Regions from separate parts of the Homo sapiens genome. Here region 1 is linked to region 2. Evidence: chromatin loops called from intact Hi-C (ENCODE). Cell type or tissue: heart right ventricle. All regions are shown on one strand. Links, peaks and the distances in the headings refer to the core of each region. The heading gives the core; the rest is flanking DNA.

What was found. A loop is a pair of places that touch in the nucleus more often than their neighbours do. Peaks named below come from ENCODE experiments on the same cell type or tissue, not always from the same donor. Only the 100,000 strongest peaks of a DNase experiment are listed, where the experiment ranks them.
Region 1: it touches region 2 in a loop (2.2-fold over the local background); 3 of 110 quality-filtered maps call a loop at or near these places.

The regions. Positions count from the first base shown.
Region 1 is chr5:75,491,450-75,499,789 of GRCh38, reverse strand. The region is part of intron 2 of CERT1 (ceramide transporter 1); the gene reads left to right. Among named protein-coding and RNA genes, the nearest start is that of CERT1, 16 kb to the left of the region's middle. In heart right ventricle, for the core only: no CTCF peak of the experiment used is centred there; no DNase peak of the experiment used is centred there.
Region 2 is chr5:75,665,399-75,673,738 of GRCh38, reverse strand. It overlaps ANKDD1B (ankyrin repeat and death domain containing 1B), which reads right to left. Exons shown (of 14, transcript NM_001276713.2): 12 at 6,746-6,947; 13 at 4,356-4,487; 14 at 1,893-2,760. The coding sequence ends at 2,699. Among named protein-coding and RNA genes, the nearest start is that of POC5, 48 kb to the left of the region's middle. RefSeq lists an enhancer at 6,259-6,760. In heart right ventricle, for the core only: a CTCF peak has its summit at 5,954 (motif pointing right); a DNase peak (open chromatin) is centred at 4,446; H3K4me3 peaks cover 705 bases; H3K27ac peaks cover 542 bases.

The sequences.
Region 1 (8,340 bases), core at 225-8,224, 170 kb after region 2:
TGGGCTTAAGAAAATTGTATATGTGGTGCATTTTATTTTGTGTAGGGGTTGTAGGAACATGACTGTTAAATATTTATAAAGCAACTCTTAATTCCGAAGTGCTTAAAACGTTGTGCATGGGCCGTGAAGTCAAATCTGGGTTCAGACCTTAACTGTGTGTATTAGTCCATTCTCATACTGCTGTGAAGAAATACCTGAGACTGGGTAATTTATAAAGAAAAGAGATTTAATTGACTCACAGTTCTGCATGGCTGGGGAGGCCTCAGGAAACTTACAATCATGGCAGAAGGCACTTCTTCCCAGGGCGGCAGGAGAGAGAATGCAAACCAGGCAAAGGGGGACAAGCTCTTTATAAAACCATCACTCCCATGATTCAATTACCTCATAACAGGTCCCTCCCACAACACATGGGGATTATGGGAACTACAATTCAAGATGAGATTTGGGTGGGGACACAGCCAAACTGTATCATTCTGCCCCTGGCCCCTCCCAAATCTCATGTCCTCACATTTCAAAACACAGTCATGCCTTTTCAACAGTCCCCCAAAGTCTTAGCTCATTCCAGTATTAACCCAAAAGTCCAAATCCAAAGTCTCATCTGAGACAAGGCAAGTCCCCTCCACCTGTGAACCTGTGAAATCAAAAGCAAGTTAGTTCCTTCTTAGATACATTGAGGGTATGGGCAGTGGGTAAATACACCTATTCCAAATGGGAGAAATTGGCAGGCAGCCAAATCTTAAAGGTCCAAAATGATCTCCTTTGACTCCATGTCTCACATTCAGGTCACTCTTATGCAAGAGGTGGGCTCCCACCACCTTGGGCAGCTCCGTCCCTGTGGCTTTGCAGAGTACAAGCCCCCCTCCTGGCTGCTTTCACAGGCTAGCATTGAGTGTCTACAGCTTTTCCAGGTGCACAGTGCAAGCTGTGAGTGGATCTACTATTCTGGGATCTGGAGGACAGTGGCCCTCTTCTCACAGCTCTACTAGGTACTGCCCAGTGAGGATTGTGGGGGTGGGGGGGCTTCAACCCCACATTTCCCTTCTGTACTGCCCTAGCAGAGGTTCTCCATGAGGGCTCCCCTCCTGCCGCAAACTAATGCCTGGACATCCAGGTGTTTCCATACATCCTCTGAAATGTAGGCGGAGTTTCCCAAACCTCAGTTCTTGACTTCTTTGCACCCACTGGCCCAACACCGTGGGAAAGCCGCCAAGGCTTGGGGCTGACACCCTCTGAAGCAATGGCCTGAACTGTCCTCAGAGTGGCCTTGACCCCTTTTAGCCACAGCTGGAGCTGAAGCAGCTGAGACACAGGGCGCCAGGTCCCAAGACTGCACAAAGCAGCAAGGCCCTGGGCCCAGCCCAGGAAACCCATTTTTCCCTCCTAGGCCTCCAGGTGTTTGATGGGAGGGGCTGCCATGAAGGTCTCGGACATGCCCTGGAGACATTTTCCCCATTGTCTTGGTGATAACATTTAGCTCCTTGTTACTTATGCAAATTTTTGCAGTAGGCTTGAATTTCTCCCCAGAAAATACGTTCTTCTTTTCTGTCACATCAACAGGCTGCAGATTTTCCAAACTTTTATGCTCTGCTTCATCTTGAATGCTTTGCCACCTAGAAATTTCTTCCTAGAAATTTAAGACCTTAAATCATGTCTTTCAAGTTCAAAGTTCCATAGATCTCTAGGGCAGGGGCAAAATGCCGCCAGTCTCTTTGCTAAAGCATAACAAGAGTCACCTTTGCTCCAGTTCCCAACAAGTTCTGCATCTCCATCTGAGGCCACCTCACCCTGGACTTCATTGTCCATATCATTATCAGCATTTTGGTCAAAGCTATTCAACAAGTCTCTAGGAAGTTCCAAACTTTCCCACATTTTCCTGTCTTCTTCTGAACCTCCAAACTGTTCCAGCCTCTGCCTGTTACCCAATTCCAGAGTTGCTTCCACATTTTCGGGTATCCTTATAGCAGCACCCCACTCTCTACGGTACCACTTTACTGTATTAGTCTGTTCTCATGCTCCTATGAAGAAATACCCGAGACTGGGTATTTCTTTTTATAAAGAAAAGAGTTTTAATTGACTCACAGTTCTGCTTGGCTGGGGAGGTTCAGGAAACTTAAAATCATGGCGGAAGTCACCTCTTAACAGGGCGGCAGGAAAAAGAATGAGAGCCAAGCAAAGGGTGGGAAAGCCCTTATAAAACCATCGCCCCCATGATTCAATTACCTCCCACCAGGTCCTTTCCACAGCACATGGGGATTATGGGAACTCCAATTCAAAATGAGATTTGGATGGGGATGCAGCCAAACCATATCACTGCTTACAGCCAAAGGTACCTTTGGCAGATTACTAAATTTCTCTGAGCTTTCAGCTTCCTTAACTGATTAAACAAGGGGGATAATGTCTAAGTATGGAATGATTATGTAATTAAAAGAAATAACATATAAAAGTACTTGGTACAATTCTTGGCACATAGTAGTAGTCTCTCAAATTTATTTTGTGAAATGTTTATGTTGGGAGTAAAGCCTACAGTTAAAAAATTAAAGAACAGAAGTTGTCAGACCCTTTTATCAAAGGGGGACAAAGATGCAGTTGACTCACTAGAGCCGGGATACGTAGCGTGTCATGTTTGAACAGATTCTCATGCAACTCTGTTCAGAAATTTTCTTCCACCAAATAGTTCTATTTACCAACCTAAAAAAATAGTTAACTCTTTATATGTTTTCTGTGTATTCTTGATAGTCTTTTTTTCTTTGATCTATTTATTGTTTCCTACCTTTTTTTGGTTTTCCTTATTCTATGTCTTTTTTTAAAAAAAAGATATGTTGTGCCTTTTAAAAAATCACATTGAGATATAATTTACACACGGTCAAATTCACCCTTTTAAAGTATACAGTTATAGTTTTCACAAATGCATACAGTCATATAGTCATTACCACATGAGTATATAAAATATTTCCATCCTCCCAGATAGTTCTCTTCTGCCCCATTGTAGTCAGTTACCCTCTGTGTCCCCAACCTCTGGTAACCACTGTTGCAGCATATTATATACATGGAATCATGCAGTATGCATCTCTTTGTGTCTGGCTTTTAACTTACCATAATGCTTTTACTACTCATCATGTTGTTACATGTATTCTTAACTTGTTGCTTTTTATTGCTGAATACTGTTTCACTATAGGGATATACCATATTTTGCTTATGCATTCACCAGTTGACGGATATATATTTGTTTCCAGTTTTGAGATACAATAAATAAGGCTGCTCTAAACATTTGCATGCAGGTCTTTGCATAAGCATATTTTCATTTCTCCTGGGTAGATACCTATGAATGGGATTGCTAGGTTGTAAGGTAAGTATATGTTTAACTTTATAAGAAACTGTGAAACTGTTTTCCAAAGTGGCGGTACCAGTTTACCATCTCACCAGCATTATGTGAAAATTCCATTTGCTTGGCATTTTTGTCAGCATTTGGTATTGTCACATTTTTTGGGTTTTTTTTTTTTTTTTAATCTTAACCATTCTGGTAGGTATGTAGTGATAGCTCATTGTGGTTTCCATTTGCATTTCCCTAATGACTAATGATGTTGCACATCTTTTCATTTGCTTATCTGTATCTCTTGTGATGTTTGTTTAAATATCTTGTGTTTGTTGTCTTAATGTTGAGTTATGAGAATTCTTTATATATATTCTGGATACCGTAACGTTTGTCAGGTACATGTTTGGCAAATATTTTCTCCCAATCTGAGAGACTGATTTTTATCACTAACACTAAAAATTTATCTACAGTTAAGACCTATTTGAATGTGTATTTTGATGACTTTGCTCTAAGTTCTTTTTTTTATTTATTTATTTTTTTTTCAGCTAATTTTTTTATTATACTTTAAGTTTTAGGGTACATGTGCACAATGTGCAGGTTAGTTACATATGTATGCATGTGCCATGCTGGTGTGCTGCACCCATTAACTCGTCATTTAGCATGAGTTCTGAACAGCATTATTATTTACTTTTTTCTATGTTTTGTGTATAGAGGCAACATTTCTCACTGTTTTTACATTTTTATTTTTTATATTGGATCTGCAGTGGCACTCTGTTGTTTAAAGTGACAAAGCCTTAAATTTAAAACTTGCTGACAACTCGTTAAGTAGTGCATTCACCAGGGAAGCTGGTATTCCTGTTGAGCTTCCTTTGAGTGAGTGCTGTGTAGGCTTGGCCTCTGTCTTTTTTTTTTTGTAAGTGAGATAGGGTCTCAGTCTGTTGCCCAGGCTGGAGTGCAGTGGCGTGATCTCGGCACACTGAAGCCTCTACCTCCTGGGCTGAAGTAATTCTTCTGCCTCAGCCCCCCGAGTAGCTGAGACTACAGGCATGCGCCACCATGCCTGGCTAATTTTTGTGTGTTTTTGTAGAGATGGGGTTTGACCATGTTGCTCAGGCTAGTCTTGAACTTCTAGACTCAAGCAATTTGCCTGCCTCAGCCTCCCAAAGTTCTGGGATTACAGGCATGAGCCACTGCACCTGGTCATGTCTTTATTGAAGGAAGAAAATTATGGCTGATAAAGAAAGCTGAGCTATTCTCTTGGTTTCCAATTTAGAGAATATATATTATCCAACAATTACGTATTTTAAAAATATACTTTCCCTCTAATGAGGATTCATCACTTGAAAAAGATTACTTATAAATTAATTATACGGAACCAAAAGACTGAGAAGCCATGACCAGTTGAATCTTATCTAGATTTTAAGGCAGTCTGTAAAGTGATAATGTCTCAAGGGTGGGAGATAGGAAAGGGTAATGATTCCTGAAAACTTACATATAAACCCAGTTTCATAAAGTAAGGTTGTCTCCTGTTGTGAAAGACTTCAAATAGTTTCACTTGGCTTTTTACAAGGTAGGAATTTCATCCAGGTAAAGGTACATCTACTTTATCTTCTTATGAAGAAAAGAAATGGGGCTAAAAACTGTCGAAATCCCAAAAGACAGGGTGGACAAGAGAGGAAACTACAGAAGACAGCATTGTAGAAACTGGAAAACAAATGGTCAAGTGCTAAGTGAGTTAGTAAATCTGAGAAACCCAGATCCTAAACTATCAGTTAGGGAAGCTCAAAACTAGATCTACATCATAATTATATAACATTGTAGCAGTTCTGGATACCTCCTGGAATGGAGAGTTGGGGGTGGAGAGTGTATAAGGAAGATGAGTTATATGTCAATTTAAGAAACAATCAAATCTCTCTATTTCCTCCCCACACTGGACCTCTATAGAGAAAAAAATCGTGGGTGTCTGGTCTTGGAGGGTAGAGGAGTAGTCACCAGATACAATTGAAATCAAAGTATCACACTGAATACAGAGGAGGGATTAGGGAAGCAAGCAAACTAGCTACTGAGCCTCACATGACCCTATCCCACCACTATTCCCCAACTTCCAAACTCTGGCCAACAAACTTTAATCCTCAGGACAGGAGGTTGCTGGGGTCTTTTCTAAGAATCTGACCAGCGTAAAAGTTTTGACCTAAAGATAACAATATAGCTTCCCTAGCAAAGTAGCCCAACTAGATTATCCTGTGGTGAAGCCCATTTTTGGTAAACTCAAAGTACAGCCTTTGGGTTTCGAGTCAGAAGATTCCCTACTGTTAAAAATGAGCAGACAGCAAAGGACTATCAGTCATATGAAGAAAGTTTCCAATATGAAAGAGATCAAGAGAATCAGTGCAACACTAGGAAACACATTATTCAGATGTCCAACAAAAAGAAGGAAATTTGTCAGTATTTTTAAAGAGAGAAGAGTTTTTGAAATCATGAAAAAGTAAGTATACTATAAAAAAGGAAGAGGTTAAAAAAGAGCTCTTGGAAATTATAAATATGGTAGCAGTGAGGAAAGAAATTAGAAGAGTTAGAAGGTAGAATTATAGACATTTCTAGAAAGTAAAGAAAAAGATTTTTGTTTTTTTAAAGGTAGTAAATAGGACATAGGTAAAATTAAGGAAATAATCCAGGAGTTCTAACATCTGAACAGTAGGAGCTCCAGGCAGAGAGAACAGAGCAGAAAGGGATTATCAATGAAATAATAAAAGAAAAATTCACAGAAATAAAGGACAAGAGTTTTACATTGAAATCATCAAGCAAGGTCCAGTATAATAGATTTTTAAAAAGACTCATGTTAAAGACACATTGTGCTGAGCCAGACCACTGGGAAGAAGATCTTGGATGCTTCCAGAGAGAAAAAACATAACAACAAAGGTTAAGGATTCAAAATGACTGTGGACTTCTCAAAAGCAGTGCTGGAAACTAAGATGCAATGGCTGATGCCTACATTCTTCTGAAGAATAATTATTTTCGACAATGAATTATATATGCATCCAAATCACCAAGCGAGTATAAGGACAGACTAAAAGCATTTTAAAATATGGTCTCAACAAATTTACCTCTTGTTGTTTTAAAAAATATTTTAGAGATGCATACTTACATGTCTACAGATGAAATGATATGTTTAGAATTTGCTTCAGAATAATGCCTTTGGAAGGGTATGAATTGATGAGGATGTAGATTTTAAAAAAGAATAACCATGAGTTAATAATTGTTGAAGGCAAATGATGGTAAGAGGGTTCATTATTCTGTTTTTTTGCATATATGTGAAATTTTTCATAATAAAAAGTAAAATACATCCACAGACACAGACGTCTGTCTTCTGCTGAAAGATATGCCCCATCAAAACAAGGAAGAATTAAATAAGAGGAAAATGCGATAGAGGTTATTGTACTCAAAGTGTGATCTCCAGAGCAGTAACATCAGTATAAACTGTGAACTTGTTAGAAATGCAGATTCTCAGGCCTGCCCCAGACCTAATGGATCAGAAACCCTGGATATGGAGTCCAGCATTCTTTCTTTAACAAACCCTTCAAATGATTCTGATGCGTCCTAAAGTTTGAGAACCACTTTCCTAAAGCAGGAAAAATAGCTTTGCTCAAGTAAAGAATGGACATGACTGGTGTTTTGTATCATCTCATTTTCTTAACTGCTTGCTCTCTGGACGTTGATAGTTGCTCTGACATGTAAATCAATTGAGTTGTTATACATAAAAAATACTGTATTGTGCTATTTGTTCTAACAATCTCAACAATCGATGTAAAAGTTCAAATTTAAGGAAACTCTTGAGTATAGTGATTGTATCAGAAATGGGAAGAGGTATGAGGGGAACATATGAACATGCCTTATACCAACCTGGCTGCTTGTCTAACTGGCACCTTGACATTGTTTGCTGACTTTGTCAATTGAAATTTTTATTAATCTGGAATGCCTTTTCCTCCTCTGGTATCAAAAGCCTGTCTTTCCTCCTGGGCTCAACTAAACCACAGCTTTTCAATGAACCACTTTAGATCTCATTCTCATCTTTCTGTCTCTACCATCAGATTTTTAAAATTTTATTTATTTATTTTAAACAGGGCCTAATGCTGCCGTCCAGGCTGGAATGCAGTGATGCAATCATGGCTTGCTGCCACCTTGACCTCCTGGGCTCATGATCCTCCTGCCTCAGCCTCCGTAGTAGCTGGGACTACAGGTGCACCACCACACCTGGCTATTTTTGGGGAGTTTTTTTGTTTGTTTGTTTGTTTTTTGGTAGAGACTGAGTCTCGCTATGTTGCCCAGACTGGTTTCAAACTCCTGAGCTCAAGCAGTCCTCCAGCCTTGGCCTCTCGAACAGCTGGGATTACAGTGTGAGACACTGCACCTGGCCATTACTATCAGATTTTTTAAAATATAAATAAGGACTGAGCAACTATGACATGTGTTGTGCTGGCTATTTTATGTATTATCAGGAAAAAGGTGAAAATGATTAGGGAGAGAGAAATAAAGGTAAGAAGAGCTACAACTGTTTTTCATATCAAACCTTGACTCAAAGAGTTCAGAATGATTTAACTCTTTAAACTGTGTGGGCTTCTGAGTAGCTGAAGACAGTGGTAGGTGGTAGGCTTGTGGTAAGCCGCATCCCAAAATGTTATCTCCCTAAAAGATACAAAATAACTTCACATCTATATCATTTTGACATGAAACAACACCTTGAACATTACTTGTAGATAGATAATGGCAAAACTGCAAAATAATCATGTAAGAAAAAGGTAACACACTCAAGTGCAGTGGTCCTACATGCTTTTACCCCATTGCCGCAAGGGGACCCTGTGGCAAGGAAAATTAGACCAAGATATGTTCCTTGAGAAGACAGAAGGAGCACTAGTGAGGGAGAGCTGGAAGAACCACCGGAAAGATTAAATCCACCCTTTTTTTTTGTATTTTCAGTGCAAAAAACTAACCAGACAGATCAGAGCAGGATTACAGGAAAAGGATTTCAA
Region 2 (8,340 bases), core at 200-8,199:
CAAGTGATCCGCCCGCCTGAGCCTCCCAAAGTGCTGGGATTACAGGCATGAGCCACCACGCGCGGCCCCGTTTTTTGTGGCTTTAACATGTTAGTCTTCATTTTTCCAGGACTCTAACAACAGTTGAAAATAGACGGAAACGGCAACACCTATGAATCATTTTTTAATGCCAAAAGGGAAAACATTTGTAATACTAGCACTAGAGTTACAGAAGTATCAGAAATTTCCTGTTAGAATGAGCCTGTTTCTGGTGTTCTTTCTCGCCTTATTATTTGAAACTCTGCAGCACTGAACCTACCTTGTTCTCCCCGAACATCTAAACACTGTTCTGTGGTGGCGTAGCCCTGAGCAACTCAGCAAACCTAGGCCTGGGCAGAAATTTTTCAATGGCTGGCCAATACAAAGAAACCATCTGGGCAGAACTGATTTAGGTGAACAAGACTTGGCTTCTAATGGTTTCATTGCTGACTGATTGTGTGGGCCAGACAATTAAATGAATCTCTGGATCCTCATCTGTGAAATAAGAATAAAATCTACCTACTATTTCACAGTACTTATACATAAAAATGAACAGGTTCTAAAGAGTTTGTCCAGGACCTCAATTTCCATCTCTTTTAACAGAGTGGATGGAGTTAATCATCTGAAGCCTCTTCTAATTTGAATATAAGTTCTCTGCACTAATTTTTATTATAGGAAATAGGTTTTCTTGCTGCCTCACATTGTTCACAGGACATCAGAGAATAAATGTGATATAGGCAAATAGAATCCTAAGGCCTTTCTGAATTACTAGGCTGTTTCTTAAAGGGTATTAGATATTTACACAACACTTGTTCTGGATTCTGGCCCAGCTACCATTGTGGTAAACAAACAGCTCCACCCCTCATGGTCTTCAGCAAGCTTTTCATGAACACAAACCACAAGCACCTCATCTCGTGCCCTTTCCATGTGTGTGCTCTTCCCGGGCTTCCCCGTTCACTCCCAGTTGAGTCAGGATAGTGCAGGCTCCACTGGGGAGCCCACTCATGCAACCCAGAATTAATACTTGGCATTATGGTAAACAGACCAATTCTTCCTTCCTTCTCCCTGTATGAATTGTCCTGAGATGCATTAGTATATCATGTCTCTCAGAATAGAGTAGCCCAAGATTAAATAATCAGTTATGCTTGTACCAAGTGATGGCCACTTAGGTAATTCGCTTTGTTCTTGCTCTCCCTCCTCCCTAGACAACTCCCCTTTCTCCTCCGCTCCTTCCCCGGATGTACACTTCTGAAAAAGTTGTTGCACACAAACTTCGGTCTTAGACAAGCTCTACTTTTTGAGGAATCTAGACTACAACTAGGAATGGTTTTCAGTATCCAAGCCAAAACAATATGGACAAACTGAAGTGAATATTATGAATGTTGTGATTAAGAATATTATAAACATATTTTTAAGCTTTAAGCTCTAGAAATGTATGTTGTCTAAAGCACCAAGCAATTAGTGTTGGCCTAAGTTAATGTAAATTCAACAGTTTAACACTTGACACAGTTATAGTATATATTCATATTTGTTTATTTTTGCATAAAGAGGTTACCCCAATCTGGTGGGGAGCAGTAATAGAGAAAGAGAGGTCAGTGGAAACTGGCCATACTGAAGAACAGATGGGACAATACTTCTTCTCAATATGTTTTTGAAAAACGTTTTGGAATCATGTGAATCTATTACCTGTTTTAAACATTCATAAGATTAAGTGGGCCATTTATAATCAGTATGAGACAAAGACATAAAACTATAAATTCATGATAGAATAACTGGATTGAAATTGCTTATGGTTTTAGTATGTGCCTTGTAAATTTAGAGTCAGAATCTGAGAATGGAGAGTCTTAAATTCCAATGAATAGGTGCACATAAACTGACACTCAATTTTACATTTATTTCATAACTCTTAGATTACAAAAATAATGCATGTTCTTTGTGAAAAAAAGAATGGAATGTACCCAAAAGTACAAAGAAAATAATCATCTGTAATTACATCACCAAGAGATTTAAAAAAAAAAAAAAATGGTGTACATACTTCTGGTCTTTCCTAAGTAATATATTACACAAAATGTGTGATTTAAAGTCAACAATGACTATAAATTCCAAACCCAGTTTCTCTTACTGAAAGAGAAATAGCAGTTGATTTCCGTACTATGGGCGTGAGGCTACACAGGCATTTTCCCTTCATCTTCATTCCAACCCTATGGATTAAATAGACATCTCTCCCAGTTTATAGAGAAGGAAACTGAAGATCTAAGAACGTAAACAACATTAACATGCCCAAAGGTTCACATCTAATAAGTGGCAAAACCAAGTTCAAAACCATATTTGTCTATTATAAAAACCCTTGTTTTTTTACTGTACCATGATGCTGCTCCCATGAGTTTTTTAAAAAAACATGACATACAAAACCGTCCTAGATTATCTTATTACATGGATTACATCAAATGATTGATAGAAATGGGAAAATCACATACAACTTGCCCTCAGCAAAAAAAACTATATTTGACTTTTTAGTGGTTGAAAAGTATCATGGTATTACTCTTCTTTCATCTGTTAGAGTTCCCTGTCACCACCATCATCATAGTTGAAAATCAGTGCTACTGCTAGAAGAAATTTATGGCATTAAAAGAACTGAATGCTGAGTGGAAAATCATGTAAATACAATTTCTTTAGGCATTTATGAAACTACACATTTCTTGGAGTTTGAGTCAGTTTTGCTTTTGAAATGACGAGTCTTTTCTGGAAAAAATAAGATAACATTTATGAATACCTAAAATTTTTAAAGCACTGATTGTCTACCAGGCACTATTATTCATTAAATCCCACAACAGCCCTTTGAAGTAAACATTTTTATTTTCTTTCCTAGTTAATAAATGAGAAGGTTGTCACAGGAAGGTCATAGAACTTGCTCGAGGTTTACAACCAGTCAGTCAGCTTTGGAGTTCAAGAGTGAGCTCACACAGCCTTGCGTCAGAACACATACCCTTAGCCAGTTCAGTGGACTGCATCTTCATCTTCTCTAAGAGTTCTTATGGAACCTCTTTCATAGGAAGAATACATTTAACCCTTTTCCCATTTAGAAAAAAAAGTGCAGCTCACTGCCAGCACTTCTTCAATTTTACATAAATACGCTCTTTGAGGCTGAAGCAAATCTGATTTTCATTGTGAAAAACAAATATACAAACTTCTTGGAGTTATTTCTAAACAGAACTAACATCAGAATAGTCTGAATCATCCGAATCATCAATTTCTGAAAAATTGGATTCATGGAATGAATCTTTGGCCAACAATTGTTTGAGAACGATGTTAACATCACATATAGGAATGCTACATTTTCTAGGACTTGACATTTTCAATGATCAAGAATTTCCATATTTTGTAAATGGAAATACCACTAGTAAAACCAGAATGCTATAAGTAGAATGATATCTTTTGTTTCCAAAGTCAATATACTAGAGTGATCCAAAAATAATAATAAAAACAAGATAATTCATGGCAAAGTTTTTTCAGGGTAAATGCTGCAAGCACCACTGGTGAGTATTCTCGGGGCCAATGGGAACAGGGTAAAAGTTGAGGGAAAAACTCCAATATTATGAGATCATGTGATGGAAGGTAAGTATCCACACATTGTTCCTTGTACCTACTACTGCTGGAAACTATTGGATCAGTCGGTGTTCACTCATTTATCTTCTTGCTCCAGGTAAAACTGCTTCAGTGAAAATAATGGCAGATGTTCCTGTATTTTGCTTGAATGCTTGTTATTACATGAGAGCTACAACACCGCCTAATTTATTGATAAGTTTTTAAAGGATCTTTCCTGACAATATGGTCAGTGATTTTGGCAGACTGATTTTTAGCAATAACCTCAGGTGGCAAAGTAATAGCCTGTCTGCTCTTTTTGTTCTACCTAGAGATAACATTTTCAAATACACTAACCTGCAGTTTATCAACAGGGGTAAAATGGCATTTTGAGCAAGACAACTCTTAGTCGTGGAGAACAATCCTATAACTGTATGGGATAGTTTAGCACTTCTGCCCCACCCCACCTGCCCCCACCACACATACACATAAACAAAAACACTCCCACACTTTTTCAAATGCTGAGTAGGGGGATGACACAGAACTGCCAGGCTAATGAGTAACCAGTATTGACTGGGTCATTCCCCAAAGGAGAAGCTGCTGACAGCTTACAAGCCCCTTCCATAGTTCCATACTCCGTGTGAGCCACAGCTAACACCACGCTGGGGCTGTAGCTGGTCAGGATGATATTTCTGTAGACTGCTTCCTGAAATTTTAAGGGAGAAAGAATTTCTGTTGTTGAAACTGTCACTTACCAGCTAGTTTTGGGAAACCTGCGTGTACCAGCTCTTCATACAGTTGCTTGGCCGGGTCACCCTGAGTCATCAGGGTCCCGTGTAGCCAGATAAGCAGAGCCCTGTGGCCATGTTCACGGAAGCTTTCATTTCCTGTGCCAAGCACAAGAGGTCCGAGGTAAAACACCACGAGCTGCTATCTCTTTCCATTGTGATCTCAGTTCCAACTAAACTTTCTGAATGACTGTTTGCTTGCCTGTTCCTCTTCGAAAAAAGCCCTTCCAGTTGCCCTCGCTGTGCTGCTTTATGATGACCAGCATTTGCTTTCCCTCCAGCCTGTGCTATGCACCTGCTATGCTTGGCACACACCCAAAGGAGTGTACAAGAGAGAGGACAGCTGTGGTGCCTGCCCAGGGGGAACAATTTTAATGAAATATGCAACTTCTCATAGACCAGTGCTCTTCAAACTCACAGTGCTTATTTCACCTGGGTATCTTACTAAAATGCAAGTTTGGATTCAGTAGGTCTGGGGTAAGAATCCATGCATCTAACAAACTCCCGGGTGCTGCTGCCACTGCTGCTCCATATTCCCCACTCTGAGCAGCAAGCATGCACCATTCATTCTGCCACTCCAGTCTCAAGGAAGCTACTCTGAGGGAAGTTTGCATCCCTGGGCCAGGATTATTCATTTGATAAATACTCACTGCATATCTCAGCCTAGAGAGGTGTTGGGGGAAGTACCGGGATAGGGAGCCACAAAGCCTCTGTGGTTCCCAACAGGACTTCACTACAGGCTCCTTGCTCTGAGAGAGAGTGTGCAGGAGCAGACATGCTGTGCAAGGGAAGGGCCTGAGCTCTGCAGGGGTGAGGGAGAAGTTCACTGGACAGACTGATATGGAGAAGCGGGCATTTCAGGGAGAGGGAACTGCATACTTACAGAATGTACTCCTGGACAAGTCCTCTGTTCCTTTCCTAATCTTGCTCTTGACAAACTAATTTTTCTTAAATACCATCATGAGTCTGTCACTCCTTTGATCAAAAGCCCACAAACTCCCCAGTGCCAGTAACCTTACCCTGGATCACAATATAATTGAATTGCAAGTGTCATTGTTATTGTGCCAACTAGATTATAAACTCCATCAAACATGCATGGCTTAGAGAGCTGATGTATCTATCCCTCATCCAGCAGAAATAAACACTCCAGGCCCTCCATAAAGGTTCCATCGAAACACTTTAAAATCCCCCTTATCCTGCTGGCAAGTACTCTGAAGATACACTATATTTTCAAGTCATCTCTTTAGGTCAAGTTAGAGTTCCAGGAGGCAACTCAATTTTCCTAAAGACTTCACAGAACACTATAAGCCTAATTAATGACAAAAAAGAAATCTTAACAATAAAAAAATTTTTCTAGTTAGAAACTAGTTAGTATTCAATGTTTTCAATACATTATCTTCTATTTTTCACATGAAAATGTATCCTAAGAATGTGCAATACAAAGTCTCATAATTTACTTGTATGTGGTATAAATAGTGTGTGCTCATGGACTGTGCTTCTGCCATCCCCAGTTCCCAGCAATCCCTAATACAAATAGACCCCTGAGCAAGGACACCTTCTCGTCTTAGGATGTCCATGAGAGGGCAGTGCTCTGAATAGAAAACTTTGCCAAGAAACATGTTTGCTTCATTGTTTTCAAAGCTAATTAGTTGATTAATGCCAAGTAAACTTTCTATGTTTCCTAGGTTTTCGTCTAACCACAAAAAACAAAATTAAGGAATCTAGCTGACCTGACTTCACTAATTATGACAGTTTGAGTCCAGCTGAAATGATTCCATTGCTTGGAATCATCTAGCCAAGAAAGCCCTCTGAGTCTGTATTTGCCGTGTCGCTCATGGCACAGCCAAGTCTCCCCTAAGGCAGTGTCCTACAACAACCCTTTCTCCTACACCCACCTGCTTTAAGGAATTCCTCTTTCTGGAGCGCAGACTTAAACAGCGAGCCTATTGATTACAGAATGAACCCATTCACCCCAGGACAGTCTCAAGGAACATAGAAATCAGATTGGCTTCCCACTGACACACCAACTGTTAAATCCTTGCTTGCTTCCTTAGTGACCGTCCAGTTGGGAATCTTACTGTCTCTCTAGGCTAAATGCACATGTCTGATATGGGTCAATACACATAATCATCCTTTACAAACTTCGGTTTACTGCAGACCATGAGTGTTCACTTTCTGCAAATCTTAATGCCCAAATCACTGGTGTGGACCTAAGCTAACTGCCCCTATTCCTGGGCCCCTTGAAGACTGCAGCTTATTGTGAGTGCCACACACTTCCTTGGAAGACCTCACACCAGGAGGCACTGCTGTTCCTAACAGTGAATTCCTCCTGCCCACATCATCTAGTCTGTACTCACCCGACCACTGCTCCTCAATGGCTCTAATCTGGTCATCTGTAAAGTTCCACGAACGGGCCAGCCTCTGCCACTCATTGGCCTTCAGCTGATGGTAAGCCAGGTCCCAGAGAAGCGTGCGAATGTGTCTGGTCTCCAGACTGTGATCTTGCTTGAATGTCAGAGTAAAGCCTGTTGACGGGTCCCTGATGCTCTCATGATGCTCCTAAAGTGAAAATAATTGTATCAGAAGATTTCAGACATGTTCTACTTATTACCTTATTTCAGAGTATATATGTTTTTCAAACATAACTAGTAAGGTGGTAACCGAGACTATGTTTTCAATGCCTCCTGTCACTGGATCATATATATATTTTTTTTTTTTGCCATCCAAAATGGAAATAAATGCTTGAAATTAAAAGCTTGGGTACCGTCTGTCTGACACAGGAAATGTGAGGGATTTTGCCTATTGTGTCCCATGCTGCTTAGAACAGAGAATGAGAACAGAGAGGCTGTCTTGGCAAAGGATGTGTCACAACAACAAAACCATCTTTAATGGCCTTTGTTTGAACCCATACCCCCATTTCTTCTTTTGGGTATTTGATGTTCTCATATTGAAGCTTCGGTGAGCCCAGATTGGCTGTATCCTTAATAAGACCCCACAGCTGGTCCCTCATTCATCCTGCTCTCTGGTGAGCATAAGGAGAGTAAACTAGGAGCCTAGCTCAGGCTGGGGCTTGGGGAAGAGGTGACTAAGGGAGTGGAGAGGACAGGAGTGGACATCATTTAAAGTCACTATAGCCAGGCTCAGACCAACAGCACTATGCCTAGATTGGCATCTTGTTTTCTGACTGTTGAAAGGTTCCTTTTGTCCCTTCTGCAGAATCCACCAGAGTCCTGCAGAATCAAACCACAAACACCGGAGAAAATCACTGAGTGAAAGCAGGCATCACTGCTTCCTAGAACTGCATGCTGTGCTTATGCCACTAGGCCTCCAGGTAATCCTCCTGCAGAAGTTTGCAGATCAGTTAAGGACATGCAGGACAAGTGGCCCACCAAGAAGTCTGGGACTTCCTTTCTCATGTATAGTGACTTCTATTTTTGTCTTTCACTTAAATAGAGGTGTATCTTAATGAAAATATTCTTGACAACAAGATGGGAATCCAGGCTGGGGCAGGAAATGAACCAAAACTGTCTAGGACCCTGGGTTTAAAAACTGATGAGAAGAACTTGATGGGCCCCCACCATGGATCCTTCACAGCATCAGAAACCTCCTCCAGGAAGCTCGACAAGGGAAATGCAATAAGCTCCTCCCGGGAAGCTTGGCCAAGAAGGGCAAAACCTTCCTCTAGTATCTGAACTTTGTGTACAGAAGTTGAAATAGGAATGGGAGGTGTGAATTACCCATAATTGTTTTAGAGACTGTAAAAAGCAGGGTCTTCTCCAACCCAGCCTCAGCTTTACTTCCACAGTGCCTAGCTCCCAGGAATTCTAAAAGAAGTAAGATTGAGGATGGGGAGCTCCAGCAAACTTGGGAGCTGTGGGCCACTTCACTTTGTCCTTCTCTCCTCATTCCATCTCCTGAAACAATGATGAATCCAACAAGATCAAGAGCCTAA